2 separate regions of the Homo sapiens genome follow, and region 1 is linked to region 2. Evidence: read pairs that join two places in POLR2A ChIA-PET (ENCODE). Cell type or tissue: MCF 10A. All regions are shown on one strand.

What was found. ChIA-PET counts read pairs that join two places held together with the same protein. Peaks named below come from ENCODE experiments on the same cell type or tissue, not always from the same donor. Only the 100,000 strongest peaks of a DNase experiment are listed, where the experiment ranks them.
Region 1: POLR2A ChIA-PET joins it to region 2 with 6 read pairs; 2 of 35 experiments call an interaction of 5 or more read pairs at or near these places.

Annotation. Positions count from the first base shown.
Region 1 is chr18:31,678,317-31,680,816 of GRCh38, forward strand. All of the region lies in intron 1 of B4GALT6 (beta-1,4-galactosyltransferase 6), which reads right to left. Among named protein-coding and RNA genes, the nearest start is that of B4GALT6, 5.0 kb to the right of the region's middle. In MCF 10A, no CTCF peak of the experiment used is centred here; a DNase peak (open chromatin) is centred at 1,015.
Region 2 is chr18:31,486,614-31,489,113 of GRCh38, forward strand. No RefSeq gene overlaps it. Among named protein-coding and RNA genes, the nearest start is that of DSG2, 10 kb to the right of the region's middle. RefSeq lists an enhancer at 1-2,500. In MCF 10A, no CTCF peak of the experiment used is centred here; a DNase peak (open chromatin) is centred at 1,208.

The DNA.
Region 1 (2,500 bases), 190 kb after region 2:
GACTGGTCTTTTTTTTTCCTCTCTCTCTCTTTTCAATAAGCCTCAACTCTGCCTCATTGTAATTACCCTCACTGCTAACTTAGGCTATCCAAAAAATTTCATCGCTCGTCTATACAGTATTCCTTCAAACTGAAGAAAAGAGAGCTTGTATTTCCCCAAAATCTTCCATTGTCCAGGGCAAAAATAATTAGTTCCTTCAACTCGGGCACAGTAGAATGAGTCAGGAATCCTAAGGTGTACATTTCAGCTCTTCCAACAATGATGTGTGACACTTTCGGCAAGTGGCCATCTTCCAGAGCCTGTCCTTCCTTCTCTCATTTCACAGACAAGGCTAGCCCTACTGGCAAGGGGTCAGGGGTGTGGCAGGGAAGACATGGATCTCCAAATATGGACAACGCGGTGGGCTCTCTTTGGGATTTTGCTCTTGGGGCTGCTCTGCTCATAGCTCTGGCTCCAGAAACCAATGCTTCTATGCCCAAGTTTCCCCTGGCCTTGGGCCCTTGGACAGGGGGGCAAACGCAAGGGCTCTGAGGGTGAGAGGAAAAGCCACAGCTAGAACCATCAGAGATGAGGCCCAGAAGGACAAGTGCCCTGAGAAGCCCTGCAGGACAACCTGTGAGAAACAGGCTTTCCACAGGACGGGTTAGGAAATTAACTACTGTGTACCACACTGCCTCAAAAGGAAAATGCATTTTAGTCCCAACCAAATTACACGTAGTGTTTGGAATACCTATTACACACAGACACTACAAACCTAGGTGAGAAGTTTCTCTTCTGAAAGTAATCACAGACATGGCTATTTTTATCTTTAATAAACATTAAAGGCAGTAATGATAAGCACTGCTGCAGAAAAAAACACACCTCTGCCTCACTCTGCCACATTGTTTAACAGACTTCAAATGTATTTGTAAAAGGAAGGCTAAGGTGAAAAATAGCAGTTAGCATTGCCAGATTTCAATGAATCAAGTTTCCCTTCAATATTGCCTAATTTCCCACAAGGCCATGGGATTTGGATTAGTTTACACTGAAGAGATATAGCTGAGTCACATATGCTACTTAGGAATGGCAATCTGACTGTGGAAACAATCTCTAACTCATCTCTCATCTCTTGAGTGTGGAATGGACCCAATGACTCTTGTAACAAAGCTAGGGAGTGAGAAGGAGGGTAGCAAATCCCATCGGATACTTTCAAACTATACTTGGTCTTCCTCTGTATTCCAATTTAACCCGTGATTCCATGTTTCAGAGGAAGTCACACAGTGAGTCACTTCCAGTTGAAGGAGTGAGTTTTATTACTCAGATGTGTTGGAGGATAAATAAATACCATTCACCTACATGATGAAGACAATCAAATCTCTCTCCTGGGCAGCACGCCCTTACTTTCATCTGCCTACCTACTAATTCTTCCTGGATATCACACAGGGATCCCAACTCAATTTCTCTAAAAGCAAAATAGCCCCCCAAAGACGTGACTTTCTATACTCCCTATTAATAGCTACCTGAATGTCTAAGCTAGAATCCAAACCTCATGTTAAAGCTCTTCCTGTTTCTTCAAACCTACTATTCCCATCCATTCAACTCTGCCCTGATGAACTACCAACCTCGACAGTTCTAATCTTCTATTGGCCATTGCCCCCTATAACCCATCCTTCATGCTAGAAGGGTCACTCTAAGACAATGGACTGCATCGCTTTCAAGACTTCTGACATTTCCTGTTACTCACAGGACAAAAAAAGCATGGGACATGTGGCCAGTAAGGGAGGCCCAGAAAAAAGAGATGCCCAATACCATGGCCCTCCATGATATTCGGATACCAAATCCGAACTCCTGAAATGGGCCATGCAGATCAGAGCACTGGGTGAATAAAACTGAAAGACCTTTGAAACAAAGCAGACTATTAACAGCTCCAAAGAACACAGCCAGGCCCACTTGCCAGGGCCAGGAGGCTAAAGGGCTATGATAAGAAAGCTGCAGGGTTAACTAGCTACCTTCTGTGCTAGCCCAGGAAGAACCCCAGCCAAAATGCCAGAGGGACTCTGAGGAAAGGACCTAAGATACCTCTCCCACAACATACATGCTTGCACATAGACCCCACACTTTGACTACCCATCGCCATCAGCTCCACCATTTCCAGCAGGGCACACACCCCAGGGAGGCCCAAATAACAAAGCACTCAGCCAGATAATTCCTCCAAGGGCCCAGAGGAAGTCAGACCAAAGTGGCCCAACCAGATTTCACCTCTACCCAGAGAGCAAAACAGCCCGTCAGTGTGTCTAGGAAAGGTCAGGGCTTCTGGTGAGTCAAATGGACAGTGAAATCCCCACTCCCAGGGAAGTTATGTAATCTCCTCCCATTATATAGCCCCACTGATTACAGGCACTATCAATTTATTTTGTAATCACAGAAGCTTTGATAAAGCTGTATGAACAAAGACCAGTCTCTCTCTGCCAGGAATTTTAGAGACCTCAAGCATCTGAACACCATGGCTGGACACTGGAGC
Region 2 (2,500 bases):
GGTTCCCCCTGCAAGGAAGGGAGCCTTAAAGCAGAGGAAGAACAGCCGTGTTCTCCACTGGCGTCTGAACTCCTCCACTTCACCCTGTCCCGGCAGTCTTAGCAATGCCCGCCCTTGACGAAATTGTGAGGTAGAGCAATTTTATCCACAGCGAGCCAGGCCCCCCATCACACCCCCACCCCAGTCTGGTGACAGTCCCTCATGTCCTTCCAGGAATCCAATGTTCTCTTCCCCTTTTCCCCTTTACCCTCATTTTACACTCTCTCTCTCTCAATTCCAAAATAACCTTGAAAATTTCTTCACTTATTCATGTATTTACACATTCAGCTGGGATTTACCGAAAGCCTACATTGGGCCAGGCACTGTTTTATTTGCAGGATACACGGCAGTTCACAGAGAAAAATCCCAGCCCTCACAAAGTTTACATCCTAGGGAATGGCAACAGATAAGAAATAAGTTAAAACACAGTCTTTTAGGTTACAATGTACCAAGAAGAAAAATACAGAAGAGAAAAAGAGGATGGGGAGCTCTGGGCACGGGGGGCGGGGGGAGGGTAATTACAATTTTAAAATCACTGGTCAGGGAATGTCCTTACTGAGAAGGTAACATTTGAGGGGAGAAAAGTGAAGAGTGACGGAAAAGACCTTGTACATTTCTGGAGCAGAAACTTCCAGGGAAAAGGAACCGCAAGTGCAAGGCTCCGAGGTGGGGCATGCCTGGTGAACCTGTGGCACTAGACTAAGATGTAAATAACTGACAGTGGATCAACATTCTGCCCTCCCAGTAATATGCACTCCAAGGAAGCCTTCTGCTGAAGGAATGCCGACATTAATCAGTGAATGCGAGAGGCCTTCTGTTGGGGCCTCCAGGCCTTGCTGGGGTTTCCCAGGCAGTTGCCTGTTTCATAATTGCCTCAATCCAGCATTATTATATTCTGATCACATTTTTAAACTACTGTGACTTAGTTCAAAAAAGATTGCATGAGATGTGTTCAACACCCTACTGATTCCCAAGAATAGACCATTTTGTTTCCTCTACTGCACCAAATGCTATTTTGCAACTGTCACTGTCTTTCCCTAATTCTCCTCTGCCTCATGAACAATGTTAACAATTTCCTTAAAACAGCTTGGCTCAGAGACTTTGCATCCAAAGCAGTCAGTCCATGTATACTGACTCACAAGGAGGAACATGTGGGGAAAGCTCAGTGAGACACTGTGACTCACGGCACTGGGACTCTCACTCTTTCGGGATGTTGACGTCTGAGGCTGTGATCTCAGGGCTGCCTATTTTTGCTCCCCCAGAATGAGGGGACTGTTCATTAAGGACGTGCTGGCTTCTCTGTGCTAGACAACAGGGCTTGGAGTCTGCTGGGCTTTATTATCCTGTGAGTTCTAACTGGGAAAGTCAACATAACTCTTCCCGCTCTCTTATTAGAGGCCTCCTCCACCCCCACGTTGGCCAGCGCTCCTCTCTCACCACCTAAGGCAGAAGCGTCTCTTGGTCCATCTAACTGGAGAGTCCATAAGAAATTCAAGATCCTGACTCCAAATGTTGGTGCTGTCATCCATGCCTTGACTTCCATGGAATAGGACCATGGGTCTTTCTCCAGGATTGAGGGGAAGGACGATCCTCTCCCATTTCTCCATGGCCAATGTAACAAACTGTCTATTCTCAACTGGGCCCTGAGCTCCTCCAGCTTCATTCACCCTGTCTGTCTTCCTCCTGACCACACTCAATTCCAGGAGTATCCTGGATACTTACACCTCTTTTTTTTCTTTTCTTTTGATAAAGATTTTTTTATAGAATGGAAAGTTACAGTTTCTAACCTAAACCTTTTCCTCTGAAACTTAAACATGTTTCTGCTTAAAGAAGCAATAGGAATATATTCCTTATAGAAACGATTTTTAGGACTTTTACATTCTTTTTCTGATACTGTCACTTTATTCTTTTTTTTGAGACGGAGTTTCACTCTTGTTGCCCAGGCTGGAGTGCACTGGCACCACCTCGGCTCACTGCAACCTTCACCTCCCAGGTTCAAGCGATTCTCCTGCCTCAGCCTCCCAAGTAGCTGGGATTACAGACATGCTCCGTCACGCTCAGCTAATTTTTTGTATTTAGTAGAGATGGGGTTTCACCACGTTGGTTGGGCTGGTCTTGAACTCCTGACCTCAGGTGATTCACCACCTAGGCCTCCCAAAGTGCTGGGATTACAGGCTTGAGCCACTGCACCTGACCACTTTATTCTTTACTAGGTTAAATATTCCCAGCACCTTCAGCCTTTTGTTATAGATCTTGTTTATCATCTTTGTATGTGTGATATTGTCCTCAGTGCCTAGTTCAGTTCTCTTTATAGATGTTTTACATAGATATTTCCATAAGATGTCATCAATCTGGACCTAGAAAAACATCAAAATAATAGTTGATCTTTCCTGGATACTTACACCTCTTAACTGTCATCTGGGTCACTCTACAACCCTGACTTACACCTACCAGCTGCCAT